Regions from separate parts of the Homo sapiens genome. Here region 1 is linked to region 2. The links are chromatin loops, found by intact Hi-C in ENCODE. Cell type or tissue: GM12878. All regions are shown on one strand. Each heading gives the region's core, and the rest is flanking DNA. Links, peaks and the distances in the headings are about the cores only.

What was found. Hi-C counts contacts between places; a loop is a spot of excess contacts. Peaks named below come from ENCODE experiments on the same cell type or tissue, not always from the same donor. Only the 100,000 strongest peaks of a DNase experiment are listed, where the experiment ranks them.
Region 1: it touches region 2 in a loop (4-fold over the local background); 1 of 110 quality-filtered maps calls a loop at or near these places.

What each region holds. Positions count from the first base shown.
Region 1 is chr5:68,147,162-68,150,084 of GRCh38, reverse strand. No RefSeq gene overlaps it. Among named protein-coding and RNA genes, the nearest start is that of LINC02219, 41 kb to the left of the region's middle. RefSeq lists an enhancer at 898-947. In GM12878, for the core only: no CTCF peak of the experiment used is centred there; DNase peaks (open chromatin) are centred at 658 and 1,736; H3K4me3 peaks cover 783 bases; H3K27ac peaks cover 1,146 bases.
Region 2 is chr5:67,808,329-67,811,251 of GRCh38, reverse strand. No RefSeq gene overlaps it. Among named protein-coding and RNA genes, the nearest start is that of LINC02997, 17 kb to the right of the region's middle. RefSeq lists a silencer at 1,378-1,437. In GM12878, for the core only: no CTCF peak of the experiment used is centred there; a DNase peak (open chromatin) is centred at 1,431.

The sequences.
Region 1 (2,923 bases), core at 177-2,676, 340 kb before region 2:
ACAGGTTTAATCATGAGTATTCTACCTTTCCCTTTTTAGAAACATTAACTCACTTCAGTGTTTTCACAGGTAATATATGCACAGTGTGTAAATTCAAATGATACAAGATTGTAAAATGTGAAAAGTGAGTCTTCTTCCTTTACTTTCTCTGCCAGTTACTTCCCCACTCTGGAAGCAATTGCTATTTTTCATAGTCTTTCCAGTGCTATTCTATGCATATGTAAGCATAGAAATAAGATACTAAGCTGACACTTTCAGCTAAAACTCTAAGATGACAGATATTAGATATTCAGATACCAACGTGAGTGCCGTATAAAAATAGAAATCTTCAATGGAAACACTCAGAAACCAGTCTCATGAGCCTTAAATTTCTTAGCCAGACTGAGGATATGCAATGGTAGGCTGTTGGCAAAAAATAAACTGAAATAGAGCTATGATTGTGAAGATAATTTCTTCGGATAAAACTGTGCTGTATGTTGCATTTCCCACCAACATCAGGCCTAGAGAGAAGAGCCTTCCATAGCAGTACTTTTGAGAGTTTGATTTGTGGCCTTGCTGAGTGGCAGACACCAGGAACAGTGTTTCACTTTCGCCTGAGAACCAGGGGCAACAGTTGGACTGGCTACTGATAGTGAAGCAATGGGAGTGTGGGCCATGTGGGTTGGGTTTGCATGCTCAGAGTTTGTCAAGGCAAAATATGTGTGAGTGATTTTCCTGCAGCAGATGTGAGCCATGCAGGGGAGACAGATAGAGATAGAGAGAGAGAGAGAGAGAAAGTTTTGTGAGGTCATTAGTCCATTTGTGCTGCCGTAACACCAATACTTGAGACTGAGTCATTTATAAACAATAGATATTTATTTCTCACAGTTCTGGAGGCTGAAAATCTAAGATCAAGGTGCTGGCAGGTTTGGTGTATGCTGAGCATCTGGTCTCTCTGCTTCCAAGATGGTGCCTTGTTGCTATGTCCTCACATGGTGGAAAAAGGAAGGGCAAGAGAGGCACACACTCTCTGAAACCTCTTTCTTTTTTTTGTTTGAGATGGAATTTTGCTCTTGTTGCCCAGACTGGAGTGCAATGGCGTGATCTTGGCTCACTGCAACCTCCACCTCGTGGGTTCAAACGATTCTCCTGACTCAGCCTCCTGAGTAGCTGGGGCTACAGGTGTCACCACACCCGGCTAATTTTGTATTTTTAGTAGAGACAGGGTTCCTCCATTTTGGTCAGGCTGGTCTTGAACTCCAGCCTCAGGTGATCTGCCTGCCTTGACCTCCCAAAGTGCTGGGATTTGAAACCTCTTTTGTAAGGGCATTAACCCATTAGTTAAGGAGGAGATATCATGATTTAATCACTTCACAAAAGACCCTACCTCTTAACACTACCATGCTGGAGATTAAGTTTCAACATGTATTTTGGAGGAAGCACACATTCAAACCAGAGCAGTCATGCATATGCACGATAGTCGATGCAGATGGGCACGAGACTTTAGCAGTTAAAAGATGAGGGTGAACTGCAAGTTTCCCAGGAGGAAGAATGGCAGAGTGCTCCTAAGAGTACATCATTGTATGCATCAGGGGAATGCAGGTGAGATATCTCCATCGGTGAGGGAGATGCCTCCAAAAGGCAATAACAGTGTTCCTTGAGTAGGAAGACCAGCCATCCTGTATTGCCCAGATCTTAGGGTGTTTCAGAGACATGAGACTTTCAGTTTTAAAACCAAGAAAGTCCTGGGAAACCCGGGGTAAGTTGGTCATCCTGCCACTAAGTTAAAATGTAAGCTTTAAATACTTGTCATACCTACAGAGTGTAAAGCTATCTTAAGACAGTAGAGTCAAGTTCTTACTTTCAGGCTCTCTTACTTCTTGTCATTTCACCCTGGAATGGTGAGAAACGACTAGCAGAAATGTCCAGCTAGAAAAAGCAAGCCTTACCTGGGGGAGGAGTGTAAGAATAACTTTGAGTTGGCAGGTTTGACTATGACATGAGACTGGGCATTTTAATTTCTTAATTGAGATGAAGTCGGTGATCTAAAGTGATATAAAAGTGTGTATTTCTCAAGTGATTAGAAAAGTTATAAAACTTTCTGAATTTTCATTCAGAATCGGGAGAACTTCCCCACTGAGTATATTTTAGTGGGTCAATGGGACACAAAATAAAGTTGCTTTGTGATTTCACTCCATGAGTCATTCTTATTCAATATGTTAGTTTTATATTTGTGGGTTTAGAAAAACCCACCAAAGTGCAGCATGTTACACGTCTTACTCCTCTTTACTTTTCCCACTTAACACAACATACTTCAGAGCTTATTCTACGTCTGACAGATTAGGGGACCTTCTTCTCTTTTAATGGTTACATGGTATTCCAAAGTTGGATGTTCCATGTTTTATTGAACTAGTTCCCTCATGATGGGTATCTAGATTATTCCCAGGTTTTCCTATTAAAATCAACTGTCAGTATCAATTTCACATGTCTAAACATAATCTAGATGTGAACATTCATTTCAATTTTTTTTTTTTTTTTTGAGACAAGGTCTCACTCTGTTGCCCAGGCTGGAGAGCAATGGAAGGATCTTGGCTCACTGCAACCTCTGCCTCCCAGATTCGAGCGATCCTCCTGCCTCAGCCTCCCAAGTAGCTGGGACTACAGACACTCACCACCATGCCTGGCTAATTTTTGTATTTTTTGGTAGAGATGGGGTTTCACCATGTTGGCCAGGCTGATCTTGAACGGCTGACCTCAAGTGATCCACCCGCCTTGGCCTCCCAAAGTGCTGGGATTACAGGTGTGAACCACCATGCCCAGCCTCATTTCAATTTTTGTTATTATTCATGAATTGTCATCCAAAGAAATTGTGCTAATTTACCATTCCATCCAAAAGTGTATGACAGACTGCATATTTCCCCACAAACTCACAACAGCCAATCTG
Region 2 (2,923 bases), core at 167-2,666:
CTAGCATAAAGATATAACATAGTCCAAATTTATGCTGACAAAAACTGTAGTGGTAGAGGAGAAAAAGGATCTCTAACACTCCTTTCCTCTCCCCAGGCCAGTGTGGGACGTATTTTGGTGTCCTCTCTTTCCTTACATCAAAGTAACAAAACTAAAGTTGCTAAAGGTATCAAATCCAGAATAGAGGTTCTAGCTGATCCTTGCATAATCCTGGTGCCTGTAGTGATAAATTAACACATATTAGTGTTGTTTTTAAAAAACCATCCTATACTGAGCAGAATAATAGTAGAGAAGAAGCCTGAAAATGGCTTATTTTTACTTCCAAGAAAAGTAGAAACAAACACAAGTAACTTATGACTGAGTCCTTAGGAAGAAAGATAAAATGAAGCTTTATTTGTAATATGCACCTTGAAATTAAGGTAGCAAATATCCCAGACCTTTATAAGATGTTTTTTCCCTCCTCTAATTATTACAAAAAATACTAATATGTGTTCAGTATAAAGTATTAGGATGAAAGAAAAATTATGAAAAGTCTCACTAACCAGAGATAAACAGTTAATATTCTGTGCATATTCTTCCAGATAGTTTTAAATACAAACATAAACACACATATGCACACACGTGTTTTATAATAGAGGTTATGTTACACATGCTATTAAATAACCTGACTTTCTACCTTATTGTGTCAGAGATATTTTATAAATAGTTACTTTTAAAGTTCGCATAGGATATAGTCCACATATGTATACTCCATGATTTACTTATCAGTCGTTCAACCAACAAATTTTGATTGAGTCTTACTTCACGCCAACAGCTTTTCTAGATACTGAGGCTATACCAGTGTACAGAATGGAGACCCTGTCATCAGGTTATTTACTTTTAACTTGGCAACAGAGGAACAGAAAATGAACTCATAAATAAGTAAAATAAATTCAGGCATTAGTGAGCCTATAGAGGAGATAAAAGACAGTGATGTGCTAAAGAGTCATGAGAGTCACTTCAATTTCTGGTAAGATGGCAGACTAAATAGTCTCAAAATAAGCTCTTTTGTACTATCCCAACATACAATTCAGAAAGAATAGAGAGTTTTTTTGAATGCACAGCCAAACTAGCAAGAAAGTAAGGAAAATCCTAAAAATCAAAAGATAAAAACTAAACAATTATTTAGAATAATACTTCACACTGAATCTCGCTGAGGCCATCTACCAATATGGAATTGTAATGGCAACACCCAGGAGAGGAGGCGAAGATGGAGCAGAAGATGGAGCCTGTGTAAGGAGAAGCGTGAGAAGGGGAAAGTCCCATAAATTCAGGGCCCTGAAGTGCTACCCTCTCAGTGAAACTGCCTTTAAGGAGATGACGAGAGAACTGTTTCTTTGTTTTAAATCTAGGAGGAAGAAAAAAATAATTGTCTCTCTCGAGAATTCATCACCACAGCCCTGCCCTTGTGTGGGTTTGAGGTTTAAATTTATAACACCTGCATGAGCTGGGAAACCCTAAACCGAGAAATTAACACAGTAGTCCCAGTCTGGCAGTGCCTGGGCACCTGGCCAAAGCCAAAGAAAATCCTCTGCTGAGTCTGAACTGAGGGCCTTCTGAATTCCAACAGGTTTTACTTGCTCAAGTAGCTCAAACGTATTGAAAGTCATATAAGAAACATGCCACCATGATTGAGATTCAAAGAATGTTGACAGTTTTAAATGCTCATAGAATAAATGGAGAAACATCAATAATTAAAGACCTAAGTATACAACTTAATAAGTCAGGGGAAGAAGACAGAAAGAAGAAAGAAAGGAAATAAACCATAGAAATAAGTAAAAACAAGGATATAATAAAGAGAATTCAAACATATCAGAAAGTGGGTCATTGTAAGGCCTAGTTAAATAGACAAACCTTGGCAGGAATGATCAACAAAAATGGAGAGAAGGTGCGAAGAATATTAGAAAGTGAAAGGGGTACAAGACTGATATCGTAGAGAATAAGAAGAAGTTAATGTCACAGAATGAATTTATGACAGTAAATTTGAAAACGGATAAAATGGACAATTTTCTATAAAACCAAAACATAAAATTGATTGTAGAAGAAGTAGAAAACCTGAAAATGTCTATTACTATTCCAGAAATTGGATCACAATGTAAAAATCCACCCACTGAGCATACAATGAGAAAGTGCCGTGGGTAGCGGATAGGAGAAGGGTACCCTCATCTAGGCTCAAAGCCTTCCTTAACTGGTACATTTCAGCTGAAACCTGAGTGGTGAGAAGAAGTGAGCTATGCAAAGGTCTGGAGAACAAAATTCCAAATGTAAGGAAAATCAAATGCAAAGCCATCTGAGGCAGTGAGAGAAACAAAAAAGGCAGAGAGAAACGAACAGAAATAAAAGTTAAATGAAATAAAAAAAATAAAATTCTTACACTTGTAAATTCCTAAACAGCTAACATTTATTAAGTTCAAATCTGTGCAAATCATAGAGCTCTGAGTTTTATATACATGATTCCCCGTCCTCAAACATCTTTGCAAGGTAGGTTCTATTCCCATTTTGTAGAAGGGGTAGCTGAGGCTTAGTGCGGTTAAATAAAGTGGCCCACAGACACAGAGCTACTGAGTAGCAGATCCAGGACTCAAACTGGTCTGATATGTAAGCCTGAAGTTTGAACCACTTGTGCTGTGCCTGAGGAGAAAGTGCCAAAAATAAATGCCAAAGGCTGGGGCGAAGGCTTTCATGTGTGGTCACTGGTTCAGCAGCATCATCATCTCTTGGGACTTTGATAAACATGCAACTTCTCAGATTCTCAGGCCTCATCCCAGACTTGAATCAGAAACTCTGGGGGGTTGTGTCCAGTAATCTGTGTTTGTTAAAACACAGTTTTAACAAACCCCTTAGGTGATAACCTCTAGTATAGAGCAACTAGAAAGGTAGAATG